Linked DNA regions of Homo sapiens: regions 2 and 3 are each linked to region 1. Evidence: chromatin contacts called from ENCODE Hi-C or POLR2A ChIA-PET data. All regions are on one chromosome and are shown on one strand. Each heading gives the region's core, a stretch centred on a gene start or an enhancer-like site at or near the end of the contact. The rest is flanking DNA. Distances are from core to core; before and after follow the strand shown. Region 1 overlaps LOC112268156 (a long non-coding RNA gene). Region 2 has its middle 410 kb from the start of LINC00924. Region 3 overlaps NR2F2-AS1 (NR2F2 antisense RNA 1).

Region 1 (4,881 bases), core at 736-3,235:
TAGAAAAAAGAGCAGGGATTTGTTAAAAACTGTATGTAATACTCTAAACAACCTCGGGGTAACCAAGTATTAGTTGCGGATAAACTTACTGATCATGGCACAAGTGTTGACCTAAATCACCTCTGACTATGTTAAAGCTGAAGGAGGGCATTTTGGAAGTGCAACTGGGTCTGCAGTCCTTGACACAGAAACACACTGACTCAACACCTTCTGACGCTGGAGACTTATGCTTGACAATTGCCCTTCAAGGATAAGAAAAATCCCAGCAAGGCACCGTCCTTGGTTTCAATGATGCCCAGAGAAAAGAAAAAGAAAAAAGAATATAAATCTGATTTCTTTTCCATTGAAGCAGTTTTAATGCTTCCAGTGAAACACAGAAAATAAAGATTTGTAATTGGGAGTTCAAGGCCATCCATAGCTTCTCTCCTGAGCTTCGTCTCTACATGTAGATTTCTTGAGTTCTAGCATTCCAATGGTACCATGTTTACATCTTTTTATTTTGGGACCTTGATGGAATAAATGGAGCTATGTAGTCTACCAGAGTATGACAGATAATGGATAGCTCGTCATTTAAAACAATCTTTTTTGCCGCTAATAATTATACTAGAATTTTAAATATGCTACCTCTTCCACCAGATGGTCTTGAATAATGCTTCCATCTACTTAATTGTGCTTTTTGTAAATCAGTTGCATAAAATCTTTTGATGCAGTTTCAAAGATCCCTTTTGTAGAAGCACGGAGATCATGTAATTGGCTGAGAACAACTATCCAGTCTGAGAGGATGACCTTTTACCCTCTACCCAAAAAGAGCACTCCAGAGAGAAAGGTGCCGTAATCTGGGTTTAAGGCTTCTTACCATCATGTGGAGAGCCTGTTTCCTGTGCCACACACACAGTGGCAAGAAAGCTCAGCTTCAACATTAATGTAGAACTTCCCACGTTGCTCTTGAGAAAATCCACTCCTTAAAGAGGAAGAAAGGACCTCACCCCATGCCTCCCTCCCTCGGTGGAGATGCCCACACATGGGCACTCGGAACCAGTTGCAGGCAACTGTGAATTGGGAGGAAGGAAAGAAGAGATTAGGACTGAAAGAGGTGAGTATGTTCAAGTCTGTTTCTAGTGTAGAGATAGCGAGATGGTCACCCGTTAATTCATTTGCAAGGCTGAGAGTAATGCTGAATCCTGGCTTAGGACACCAGTAGATGACTTCCCAACAAATAAGTGGACAAAAAGATGACACCACCACCTGAAGGAACTTTTAAAGCAATGAATGAAGCACCTTGAAAAGTTAGATTTTGGTTAAGAGACACATCCCCAAAGTTAAATGAAAAGGTAGAACCTGGCTTTGCAAAACTGATGAAAAATGGCCATGTATGCTACAAAGTAAGACCCTTTTTTTGACATTTTTTTTTTTCCATGAGAGTCAACAGGGGAAAGTTTGGCTAATGTTTTCTATCACTAAAGACTTAAAAAATAACTGGAAACATTCCCATAGGCTTTGTTTGTTTGTTTTTAAGAGGCTTGTTTCTCGTTTTTCCATGCAAATTAAAATTCCTAGTGTGGCTTCTATAAATTTGAACTTTTGAAAACTTTCCCTTAGCATTTGGCTCAAAGTGTAGCTGGCACTTCCGTGTGACAACAGAGAAATTTCAGTTCTGCTTTTCTTCAGAGCTGCGTGTTATGGGTTAGATAAGTAAACTTGGCTTTCTCTGTTCTAACGACAGTGTGTCCAGGGAAGCTGGAAGAAGAATGGCTCCAGGGTTCCTGTCGATGCCAGATTTCACCAGCGCTACCCTGCTTTTATCAGTTTTCCATATAGAGCTTTCATAAAGGTTTTCTTTTTCTGTTTTTTAAATTGTGGTAAAATACATATAACATAAAATTTACCATCCGTGACACTAACTGCATTTACCATGTTGTGATGCAACCATCACCACGAGAACATTTTCACCACCCCAAAAGGAAACCCCAAACCCATTAAGCAGTTACTCTTCATTTTCCCTCTTCCACCAGCCCGTGGCAACCACTAATCTGCTTTCTGTCTGTGTGGATTTGCCAACTCTACTTTTTATGTTTCATATAAATGGAATTATGCCATATACATAACCTTCTATGTCTCACTGCTTCTACTTACAATAAATGTTTTCAATCGAAGTTCATTCACCTTGTAGCATGTATCAAAATTTCATTCCTTTTTATGGTTGAATAGTATTCCATTCCATGAATATGTCACATGTTAAAAAATTCCTTCATGAGTTGATGAACATCTGAGTTGTTTTCATTATTTTGCTACTGTGAATAGTGCTAACATGAGCATTTTTGTGAATGTTTTTATTTGAACACCAGTTTCCAGTTCCTTGGGGAATATACCCAGGAGTGGAGTTCCTAGGTCATATGGAAATTCTCTACTGGGCTCATTGAGGAGCCATCAAATTGCTTTCCATGGTGGCTGGACCATTTCACGTTCCTGCTAGCAGTTTCCTAGGGTTCCAATTTCTCCACATCCCTTCCAACACTTGCTATTGTCCATTATTTTGGTAGTTATCTAAGTGTGTGTGAAGTATCTCACTGTGGTTTTGATTTGCATTTCCCTAATGGTTAATGGTATTAAGCATCTCTTTATGTGCTCATTGGTCATTTGTACGATCTGTGTTAAAGTTTTCTTTTTGAGAAAGTGTTTTTCAGTTTCAAAAACATAGATTGTAAATTACATTTAGAATGTGCCCATTTTTCTAGCCCAGCTTGGTCCCTTTGAGAAGTTGCCCTTGGTCCTGAAACCAACAGCACAATCCTGCCAGGTGCCAGTGTCCATGCAGTGAGCTCCTGAGCTGCCTGGTTCTACCTGCTAGTGCCTGGCTGTCTCTTGACTTATGTAGCTGAAATTTCTGCATTATCTCTTCTTCCATCTGCCCAATCGACATTATACCTATTATATCACAGGCTTGATTTGTAGTTCTGCTCCTTATATTTATCCTGTCACAGGAGCTAGCAGCATGTGCTCCAGAGTTGGACTGTGATGAAGACCTTGGAGAACCCAGTATCTCAGTTTTCTCAGCTCTAAAGTGGCTATCTCCATAGTACTTGCCTTGTAGATGTGTTGTATTAAATTAGGTAATGCATATACATCATTTGGCCTGGTGTTTTTGAGGTGTACACTCAATAAGAGGTACTTTATAAACATCTTGCCTCTCCCTTTGCATGCTAGTCTCCTTGTACTGACAACCTGGTGATCCCATCTGGGTCCCCTGATAAGACCTGGATAATATGACTCTCTAGTGTTCTTAAGATACTGTTACTAAAACCATCTTTATTTATTTATTTCAACTTTTATTTTAAGTTCAGGGGCACATGTGCAGGTTTGTTATATAGGTGAATTTGTGTCATGGGGGTTTGTCATACAGGTTATTTTGTCACCCCGGCATTAAGTGTAGTACTCATTAGTTATTTTTCCTGATTCTCTTTCTCCTTCCACCCTCCACTCTCTGAGAGGCCCAGTGTCTGTTGTTCCCCTGTTTGTACAGGACCATCTTTAAAGGCATTGGGACTCAATACACAATTTCTAAATATCATGGGAATTAGCAAATTAATTTATAAGTTTTTATACAGCAGTTTAATTCTGGGAATGTAATACCGTTTATTTCTGAACAGGAAATTTAATATCATCTACTTTTTATTGAGTGCCTAACATGTTCCAGCCACTTACTATAGGTGCTTATTATATTATTTCTAATTCTAGTAATAACGCTGAAAGTTGATACTATTGTCTCTGTTCAATAGTTGAGGCATAATTGAAGTCAAATGGGAGTAAGTAACAGACCGCAGGTCTTAAGGCAGATTCACTAAGTAGCAAGGTTAAAATTTAACACTCGGTCCCCATGATCCCCCAGTTTTTTGCTCCTTCTTAATCACCATACAACTGATATTAGAGTGAGTAGCTTTAGGCATTTACTAGAATGTTTGATATTCAATGAAAAAATTCTGAAGGTGCATGGACCAATAAATATTGTGAATATCCATGTGAAGTTTGTCACTCCCCCAAAATTTCATTCCTCTTCCCATCCTTTCCATTCCTCTTCCCTGCTGCTCGTGCTCTCTCTTTTTCTACCAGATGACAGATGACTAAACAAAATAATAAAATGTGAAGCAAGTTCTGTTTTGCCCATGGAGGTGGAAAGTGAGTGTGTATGATCCGTTGGAAGAATTTGGAGAAGATTCTCTAAGAATTAGGAAATCGTTACCTGACTGAATAAAGCATGTAGAATTATGATTATTATGCAGATGTGTATCTTGTTCCTGACAAACTATAATATAAAGCAAGTGTTCTGAAAATATGTTAATGAAAAGAAGAAAGTTACACAGGATGAGAAATTCACTTTCGCAATGCTTAATGTAAAGCTGATTATAATATTGAAGTCAAAATTAATTCAGTCTTAAGTCATTCAGATAATTGAATAAATAAAATTTATATTTAATCTGATGTAATTAGCATGTTTTTATATATCAATTTCAACAGAAGAAAGAAAAGTACCGCCCACTTTATTTTCCTATGGATCTGGGGTGGCAAAATAAATTTTCATCTCGTGTGTCTGCTACAGTCTCCCAAATGATTAGTTATTTATTCCTTGTCTGAATTTGCTGACAAGGTCACCCTCAGACCTTTGCAGGTGGCAGTTGAGAGAACTTCATAGTCACCTGACCTACTTCCAAGCTGTACCGTCTACATGATGCCCAGACACATTCGACTTCCCTCTTGACTTTCTCACTTGTTCTCCTTGCCTATTTATTCTAATTTTCATGTTATCTTGGTGTATTAGAGCTATAACTCATGTTAACTCTTTTTGAGAATATAATAGAGTGAAATAAAAATATAATGTAATAGACA
Region 2 (4,881 bases), core at 1,268-3,767, 200 kb after region 1:
TTATAGACCCCTCATGGTCAGGCTGAAGCAAAGTCAGAACTGAGACATAAACGCCAGAGGGGAGTTCTATTTAACCACCAACAGCCGAACTCAGATCAATCACACGTTAGCTGGGTTTAACAACTGGCGGAATTTTCTTTTTCATTCCCCTGTCAAGCTGACAAGGTTGGAGCTTCCTTCTACTGATGGGCACCTCATTGTGTCATTTGAGCATATCCTTTAGAAGTTACTGATCCTGGTCGGGCACGGTGGCTCATGCCTGTAAGCCTAGCACTTTGGGAGGCCAAGGTGGGTGGATCACCTGAGTTCAGGAGTTCAAGACCAGCCTGGCCAACATAGGGAAACCCTGTCTCTACTAAAAACACAAAAATTAGCCGGGCTTGTTGGCGTGCGCCTGTAATCCCAGCTTCTCAGGAGGCTGAGGCAGGAGAACTGCTTGAACCCTGGAGGCACAAGTTGTAGTGAGCTGAGATTGTGCCACTGCACTCCAGCCTGGGCAACAGAGTGAGACTCTGTCTCAAAAAAATACACCATGGAATACCATGCAGCCATAAAAAATGATGAGTTCATGTCCTTTGTAGGGACATGGATGAAATTGGAAATCATCATTCTCAGTAAACTATCGCAAAAACAAAAAACCAAACACCACATATTCTCACTCATAGGTGGGAATTGAACAATGAGATCACATGGACACAGGAAGGGGAATATCACACTGTGGGGACTGTGGTGGGGTAGGGGGAGGAGGGAGGGATAGCACTGGGAGATATACCTAATGCTAGATGACGAGTTAGTGGGTGCAGCGCACCAGCATGGCACATGTATACATATGTAACTAACCTGCACAATGTGCACATGTACCCTAAAACTTAAAGTATAATAAAAAAATAAATAAAAAAATAAAGTTACTGATCCGAGGTATTTTTAAAACTCCATTGTATACAACTCTGCTACAATCTCATTCTAGAGATCATTTCTTGAGGCTAAGATTTAAAGACGTTTCCTTTGATGAGAAAATGGTTGAGATTGGATTTTTTTTCTATGAATCTTTTCACAGAAAAATGAATAGTTGCAATTTGGGAAAACAAATTTCTTGAAAGTAGAGAAAGTACTGACCGGCTTCCCATTCATATCAGTTTAACCTTCTTTTTAGGAGAATACTATACATAACTGATGCATCTCTTCATGAACTTGGAGTATATATTTTGAACTTACCGTGGCTTGCTTTTAAATGGTTATCTGGCAATAATTTTGACCTACTGGTACATGCTTCATGATTTGAAGAAGGCGGGTTTTAACAATTGTCTATTACTTTTGGAATTCATTATGAGTAGGATATACTTATGTTTATTTATCCTTAAGTAGAACCTGATTGTTCCAAAAACCTACTAGTTATCTCCGAATGCCACCCCCGTCTCCATATCTCAGGTCTGTTTTCTGGGGAGACGGCAGCGTGGACCGAATTATGCCCATCTACCTCTGCCTAGTCAACTGCCCCCTTCCTATTCTCAAGGCCTGAGTTCCATCCTCTTCTGGGCTCTCAAACATAGAGTGTCACTTGGCAACTCAGACATGAAAGTGCTGAGCTTCTTTGTAGCAGAGGAAAAAACAGCTGAATATGATCAGACAGAAACTCCAGTTTGAAGGTGTAGGAAAGAGAAGAGGTTAGGGGTGCTTCAAAAGAATATGCATGTGATGCTGCGGCATGAGCTACTGGAAAATTTGCTATGCTTTTCTGTGTCTTTGGATGCTTCTTTTAGCCCACTCTTCCCAGAGGGCCCATGCTTCCACAGGTTTTCAGTGCCAACCAATGTCTAAAATAGAGGGGGAACTCTCTGAGTAGCTCTCCTCACAAACACAAAGTGATTGAAATTGTTTCTCCTCTTTCTCTTCCCCACCCCATTCACTCCCTGTGCTCTGACTCAACACGTAGGAAGAACTCTCCACCACAGGTTATCCTGCAGAACCTAGAGGTGAGAAGGTCCCTCAGTGTTTTCCTTTTGAGCTCTTCTGCCTGAAAAGAAACAAGGCAGTTGGGAAAATTCATGATTTGGGTTCTGGGGAGACCTCAGTTCTAGTTCATGCTCTTTTAATTGAACTTGGGTAACCATTTAGCACCCCCTCCTCAGTTTTTTTATCTGTGAAATGGGCAAACTAGACTTAAATCTGAGTGATTATTTCTTTCTGTTTTACTCCCTAAGTTCTAACAGTGACCTGAATCGTAAGTACTCATGGAAAACAAATGAGAACGTGGTTAAGAAAACAAACAGATGTTAAAGAGTATAATCTCACTGAAGGTATTAGAAAGGCCAGTGAATTTGATGTGTGTACATGACCAAGCACTTCCTCCACTCTATCTTTAGGCCTGTGTCGTGGAATTGGAATTAATATGTCTTTGGAGTTTTTGTAGTTCTACTTGAGGACACATAGTTTTGTAACAGCACCATTAAAAACTGACTTTCCAGGCAGAGATTTCAGCATGCAGATGCCCCCGTGGGATTCAGCAATTGGCCTGGCGTCCATAGTCTGAATCAGAGTTTAAAAATTCTTTAAAATAAACAGTGGTGTTCTGGCTTGTTGAAGGTCTTACTTTCTGGGGGGAAAAAAAACCACCTCTATTTTTGCTTGCATGGTATAAAGCCTTTATTTTAGGTAAAATGCGTATTTCAGTCCATCTGTATTTATGCCGATGCGGGCTGTGGACACCACTGTGACTCTGGTCTTTGTACTGGGAGCTGAATTGAGTGGCGAGGGCCTTTCTTTGTTTCTCACTGACTTTGTCTCTGAGAGCTAGACTATTGCTGCAGATAAAATGAAAAGATATTGTTTTTAGATCCAAAGATGGAAGAACTCCCTCTGTGCAGAGAAACCAAGTAGAACCAAGGGTGTAGATGCATCATCAGAAAAAGAGTGGCTGGATTGGTTTTGTTCCTCTCTTCACTGATGCTGGCACCAAGAGACTTCTGCTAAGAGCTTATGATTATCTATGCACCTTGATGCCAACTTTATGCAGACAAAGTTCAGTTGAATTAGGGAGCTAGTTGTTGTTTCTCGTTCTCTAGTTGTTTTTTCCTCACTGATCCAACCTCACATGATAATAACTTAGTAAACACGTCTACTTTGACATCCTGCAAACCTCAAACTTAACATATCTGAAACTCAGTTCCTGTCACTGATTAGAAACAAAAGCAAGGGTGGAGAGGGGCTCTGCTTTCTGTTTCATTTCCAATATGTATTATTCTCATTGTCTTTGTTGTCTAAACTCAGAAATTGAGCCTTGCTTCTGAATTTTTTCTTCTCTCTCTTGCTTCCTATGTGTTAACAATGATTCAATCCCATTGACTCTTTCTTCCATCTATGACCTGATTCTATCCTTTCTATTTTTGTTGCCCCATTTAATAAAAGTTCTCAGATTTTTGTGCCTATACTACTGCAATAACCTTCTGAGTTCCCTTTTTTATCATTTACCCAATATCATTCCTGCTGCAACTGTCTCTCTTCTTCTTATGCTTCCATGGTTTATGCCTCATCTTGCTTTTTCACCCAGACTGAGATACTTTCTATTCCCTCATTCATTTCACCTGACATTCTTCAGCAATCCCACTTTGATCCTTCTATGAGCCCAGTAAACACTTTTCCTCCAGATCCTAATTGTACCATGAAGATTTACCATATGCTTCACTATTTTCCTTTGAGAAAACAGATACAATATTCAATGTAGTCTTCTAGGAGCTCTTAGAATTATGAACAAAATTACATGAAGATGATAAATCTGGTCAGAAAGTTAGGTATAGACATAGGTAGTCATAATAATAATAATAATATTGACACTGGTTATCATTGATTGAGTAGCTCTCATGTGCCAGAAAATATCCTAAGCATTTTATTGTCATTGACCCATTTAATTCTACGATAACTCAGTGGGGGTTGGTCCTCAGTATCCCATTTCACAGATGTGAAAACAGATTCAGGCAGGTTCAGTACAAGGAGCACATATTTTAAAGGAGCTCCAGAGAATTATGAAAGCCCAGCAGAAGGATGACTGCCATCCAGTTGGGAGAAGGGTTGTAAAAGAGGTGATAAAAGTAAAGGAAAGTGATTTGGTATTTTCCACTTAGTTAATGAGAAATGCTACATTTTTTAGTCTTACATTTTTATAGTTCTGTGAGTTCAGGTTTTGCTTGTAACTGGATGGTAAGCTCCTTGAGGATGGGTATTAATTCTTTTTTCTGCTCCACAGCATCTAATCCAGTGCTTTTCATATAGTAAGTGCATGTTGATTGAAAATGAACTCTCTTTTGTAATTCTGAGCACAAAGGTGCTGCATTCCAGTTTTTGCTGTTATTGTTACAGTTCTAGGTATATACTCTGAATTAGCTGCTACTTTGATTGTTGGGAGTTAGGTTGCTTAGCAATACACGATGTATATGTCAATATAATTATAATAATATTATTTTCAGATTTTTAATTTATTAAGAAACACTTTTGGACCTGTTTTTCCCTACTTATCCTATACAAAAGTATTTGCTAAGCAGAGTTTGATTTACAATGGAAAGGATTAGAGCTGGTATAGGTGAGCTGGTGTAAGCTGTGAATGACTTTCACAGAAGTATTACTATTCTCTAGATTTTCTCATCCTGGTAGTGCATCCTTTTTCATGCGTCAAGTGACTTTCTCACAGGGTTGTTGAGAGGATTAAATGAAATAATAAAAAAAAAGTAAAGCAATTAGAACAGAGTCCAGCACATAGTAATGTTATATTGGTGTTAAATATCACCATCGCCATATTCACTATCATCATCATTGTCCTCCTCATCATCATCATCGTCATCACTCATGTCCACACATCTTTAAATGCCATTGGATATCAGTGACCAAAAT
Region 3 (4,881 bases), core at 1,498-3,997, 190 kb before region 1:
AAAGATGGAAACAAAAAGGAAGATTATTCATCCTTCCATATGGCTTTTTAAAGCCATTTACAATTATGCACCGCTTATAGTAGTTTCTATAACATTTTCTCCATTGAGAAGGCAGAAGACTGAATATGTTTGTGAATGCATTACAAAAGAAAGAGAAAGGATTCGGAATGACAGTGGAACTTAGCTGTTTGTTTGAGAATCTGCAGTGTGATAATGACACTGTTAACCAGGAGAATGGAGAATGTGATATCATTTGCTTTTCCAGAAAGAGATTTCGAGAACTTAACCAAAAATTAAAGTTGCTAGTGATAGTATGAAAAGTAAACAATAACAGCCCTACCACAGTTATGCATCTGATTGAAACAGGTACAGTATATCTGAGGTCCTAGAACCAGCATTTTGTTCATCTGTCTGCTACCCATGGAAATGTACTTCAAAAGAATGGAGAAAGCGTGGACTCTCTCAAGATGTATTTAGATAACTTTATACAATATGCACATTAGACCATGTGCCATGCCACCAATTCATGTCTTGGGCCTCCCATGGCTAAACTGTCAGGAGATTTATAGCTAATTAGGGGCTAAAAAAGATTCTGGGAGATTTCATAGTCCATTTCTTATTTGCTGAGGAAAGACTTTCTTACACAATTCCAGCTACATTAAAAGAGACTTTATTTGTCAAATTATTATTATTATTATTTGGATAGGGTTTCACCCTGTCACCCAGGCTGGCGTGCAACTATGTGATAGTAGCTCACTGCAGTCTTATACTCCCAGGCTCGAGAGCTCCTCACACCTCAACCTCCTGAGTAGCTGGGACTACAGGTGCATGCCACCACACTTGACTAATTAAAAAAATTATCTTTTGTAGAGACGGAATGTCAGTATGTTGCCCAGGCTTGTCTTGAACTTCTGGACTCAAGCATCCTTCTGCCTTGGCCTCCCAAAGTGCTGGGATTACAGGTATGAGCCACTGTACCCATCCCAAATTATCTACAGATATTTACTATCAATCCCACTCCTCTAGTATCATCATCACTTGACAAGTCCGGATCATCTGTTTTAAAGAAAATGGGCTGGGCACGGTGGCTCACACCTGTAATCCCAGCACTTTGGGAGGCCTAGGTGGATGGATCACGAGGTCAGGAGTTCAAGACCAGCCTGGCCAAGATGGTAAAACCCCATCTCTACTAAAAATATAAAAATTAGCTGGGCATGGTGGCGGGCACCTGTAATCTCAGCTACTCAGGAGGCTGAGGCAGAGAATTGCTTGAACCCAGGGGGGAGAGGTTGCGGTGAGCCGAGATCATGCCACTACACTCCCGGCTGGATGACAGAGCTGGATTTCCATATCAAAAAAAAAAAAAAGAAGATGAAAATTTCTTAACCTCCCTTTTCCAGCTGATGTGCGATGTCAGACAAGTCATTAACACTCTTTTTTTTTTTTTTTTTCCAGACAAGGTCTCACTCTGTCTCTCAGCCTGGAGTGCAGCGGTGAGATCATAGCACCCTGCAGCCCTACCCACCTGGGCACAAATGATCCTCCCACCTCAGCCTCCCAAGTAGCTGGGAGCACAGGTGTCCCGGCTAATTTTTAATTTTTTTGTAGAGACAGGGTCTCACAATTGTTGCCCAGGCTAGTCTCCTAGGCTCAAGTGATCCCCCCACCTCAGCCTCCCAAAGTGCTGGGATTATAGGAGTGAGCCACTGTGTCTGGTCATGAACACTGTAAACCTTAGCTTTCCCACATGGAACATGGAAATGACAATGCCCACCTCACAGAGGTGACATGTGCTAATGGATTGAAAGCACTAGCATAGAAAAACTTACTAAACAGGCTGGGCACGGCGGTTCATGCCTATAATCCCAGCACTTTGGGAGGCTGAGGCAGGAGGATCATTTGTGGTTGGGAGTTCAAGACCAGCCTGGCCAATACGGTGAAACTCCGTCTCTACTAAAAATACAAAAATTAGCTGGGCACAGTGGCACAATCCCAGCTACTGGGGAGGCTGAGGCAGGAGAACCGCTTGAACCCTGGAGGCGGAGGTTGCAGTGAGCCGAGATCACACCACTGCACTCCAGCCTGGGTGACAGAGCAAGACTCCGTCTCGGGAAAAAAGAAAAATACAAAAAGTAGCTGGGTGTGGTGGTAGGTGTTTGTAGTCCCAGCTACTCAAGAGGCTGAGGCAGGAGAATTGCTTGAACCCAGGAGGGAGAGGTTGCAGTGAGCCAAGACTGTGCCACTGCACTCCAGTTTGGACGACAGAGCAAGACTCCATCAAAAAAAAACAAAAAAAAAGAATGAAGAGCTTACTAAATACTAGAGAGCTAAAGACGGAAGTGGAAAGAAAGCAGGAGAAAATGACTTGGCTTGTGGCTTTTAGGCTTCCTTCTCAATCATTTCTATCCTTTCATTTCTGTTAATTTCAACAATGCTATCGACAGGAACATCTGCCAGATTCCTGTGATTCCTCCTCATTTTTTCCTGACATACTCCCTCGTCATCTTGTTTCAGACCATTCTGCATTTGGTATCTCAGAACTTGAAGAAAGTAAATCTTCTCTGGAAACAGAGTGACTTTCTACTGCAGAGGAAGCCACCACTCTTGGGTGTTCCCTGTGGTAAAATACGACTCTGATACAGCAAATGATGCCCTGGGGCTGAAGTAGCGAATCCTCTGTCCAAAGCACTCGGCCTTCCCCAAGATTAGTCATTTGGCTGTCTCTCTGCTGCTAGTAATTCAGAGATAATCATGTTACCAAGATGCCATTTAATCTGTATTTGGCGTATCTCAAGTTTTCATCTTCATTAATAGAGCCATCAGAGTTTCATCGGGCTTGACTGGTATTGGACACACCAGTGATTCACCCGGGGGGTGAGGTTTGCAGTTTGCATGGAGAAACTGTGCTTGCCAGATGGCAGCTGTTAATCTGCTTGCATCAGGGGTGCGAGGAGGCCTACGTTTGCCTGGCCCCTAGCCAGTGGGGCTCTCCCTCACCTCTGATTATACAATGACCTTGTGGCAGGCCCTGTTCTCCACTCCCAGCAGGCCTGAAGGCACTGGGGGGATTGGATGCCTGATGAAGGGAAGGAATACTTTTTCTGGCCTTCTTACAAGAAAGATTGCTAACCAAATCTTTGCTACCTATAGCCTAGGATATTGAAACATAAGCTCTCTATGGAAGTGTTGTAGGCCTTTCTCCTTAGTTCAGCTGAAATAGGGGTCTTGTCACACAACCACGAAATATTAGGCTTGCAGACACTTTGAAGGGTTAGAAAAACGGAATTTATTGGGCAAAAGGGAATAAAAGGGGAAGCAGATTCTCAGCATAGTGAGAGTCCTGCTAGTACAGGCTTCCCACCTCACAGGCTGAATCCCAGGTACCACCCAGGAAGAGAAGGAGCCAGGCTCCTCCCTCCTGCAAATGGCATGAGCTTCCCGAGACTCCACACTCCTCCCAGTGTGCAGGCCAGTCAGAGGTTCTCCAGGACCCCTTTATACGTGGCTGTCTCAGAGGGCAGTCTACGGTGGAAGGATGTGAACCTGGGAGTCAGAGAAACTTGGCTTTAAATCCAGACGCCAGCATTTAACTAGCGATGTGAAGTTAGGCAGATCACTTAACCTCTTTGAGCCCCAGATTCTTCCATTCACATGCTATGAACCTGATACCATCATCATGGTGGGTGCTTCATAGTCAACGCAGGGAAGTCAGATGGAGACTGATCCATGAGCCCCATGACCCAGCTGTCCTGCTCCTGGGAGTGGAACCCATCCCAGCATTGGGTGTGGTGGTGAGGATGGGGTGACTGAGGTGTTTTTCGCTGGGGAGATGGGTAGTGAGATGTCAGGGAGGCTCATCATACAATGCTATGCAGCAGTATGAAGCAGTGCAGATTAAATCTTAAAAACTGACTAAGAGGGAGGAAAACCACAAAAACATCTGTGGGCACCATTTATGTATAAACATACATATGTGTATATATGTAAACATGTATGTATATATATGCTTATACATAAACGTATGTGTATATAAGGTACATATACAGACAGAGCAAGGAAATTTGGGGTGTCTTATGAGAATGCATACAAACTCAAGGATGTCATCGAACACAATACTGCTATTGTTTATGGGTTGTGGGAGGAAAATGGAAGGGGAAAAGGAGATAAAAGTTAATGAACACATGAGTGAAGGGCTTGGCACAAACTTGTAACGATAGCGTGCTATGAGTTGAGGAGTATGACTTACTCAATGTTCTGTCCTGGGTCTAAAAGAAAAAGAAAAGTTCAACAAAAAAGTCAAGGGAAGGGGGAGAATATAATTCTCAGTAATGCTACGGGGGCTTCAGGGTCTGGGTGTGAGGACCGGCACCCATGTGGCTATGGAATAGCTCTCTCCCTTGGCTCTCTCTCTCTCTGTTGAGAGTGGGAAGAAATTTCAGGAGAAATATAAGGCATGGCCCAAGATACTCATTTGCTCTTATGTGAACTCTCGGTCTCTCAGTTTCTAGTTGCCTAAAGGCACTTCTCTAATTTTTCCCAATTCTCATTGCAGACCCAGTTTTGGTGACTTGGTCACTGCAGACCTTTCAGAATGTGTGGTGCTCATTCTTGTTAAACCAGTTGAGAATTTCCCCAATCCTTTGGCCCTGCGCACAAGTGTAGCTGCTCTTCCAATCAATGGGACCTTTGTATGCAGCAGGGCGGAAGGATATTATTATGTGACAAATGACCACAGGGAAACTCCCATTATTTTCCTTGTGTCTGAGAAATTATAAATGTGTAATAAGGAACACTTTGTAGTAACCCTTGTTAATTTATGATTTTAAATATGAATGTGAATTTATTGGAATGACACAATAAAGAGTCACCATGGGCACCGAT

The links. A loop is a pair of places that touch in the nucleus more often than their neighbours do. ChIA-PET counts read pairs that join two places held with the same protein, here RNA polymerase II (POLR2A). Pooled maps may share reads with other maps.
Region 2: a loop to region 1 is called in a pooled map, with 4 times the contacts of the local background. The contact joins two enhancer-like sites. A Hi-C loop is called at or near these places in 1 of 168 maps with a recorded cell type or tissue (left cardiac atrium), 9 of 37 single-sample maps with no recorded cell type and 5 of 50 pooled maps.
Region 3: a loop to region 1 is called in a map of GM12878, with 2.8 times the contacts of the local background. The contact joins two enhancer-like sites. A Hi-C loop is called at or near these places in 2 of 168 maps with a recorded cell type or tissue (GM12878 and PC-9), 8 of 37 single-sample maps with no recorded cell type and 6 of 50 pooled maps. POLR2A ChIA-PET finds 5 or more read pairs at or near these places in 3 of 52 experiments (GM12878, H1 and PC-9).

What each region holds. Positions count from the first base shown.
Region 1 is chr15:96,039,900-96,044,780 of GRCh38, reverse strand. All of the region lies in intron 1 of LOC112268156 (a long non-coding RNA gene), which reads right to left. It overlaps LOC105370998 (a long non-coding RNA gene), which reads left to right. Exons shown (of 4, transcript XR_001751688.2): 4 at 711-2,158. Among named protein-coding and RNA genes, the nearest start is that of NR2F2-AS1, 280 kb to the left of the region's middle. Within about 2 kb of position 1,985, at least 3 of the 41 ENCODE cell types and tissues checked have a DNase peak (open chromatin) inside an H3K27ac peak, as active enhancers do; they include GM12878, where a contact is called at or near this core.
Region 2 is chr15:95,837,752-95,842,632 of GRCh38, reverse strand. No RefSeq gene overlaps it. Among named protein-coding and RNA genes, the nearest start is that of LINC00924, 410 kb to the right of the region's middle. RefSeq lists an enhancer at 3,144-3,203. Within about 2 kb of position 2,517, at least 8 of the 41 ENCODE cell types and tissues checked have a DNase peak (open chromatin) inside an H3K27ac peak, as active enhancers do.
Region 3 is chr15:96,232,257-96,237,137 of GRCh38, reverse strand. The region is part of intron 2 of NR2F2-AS1 (NR2F2 antisense RNA 1); the gene reads left to right. Among named protein-coding and RNA genes, the nearest start is that of NR2F2-AS1, 92 kb to the left of the region's middle. Within about 2 kb of position 2,747, at least 2 of the 41 ENCODE cell types and tissues checked have a DNase peak (open chromatin) inside an H3K27ac peak, as active enhancers do; they include GM12878, where a contact is called at or near this core.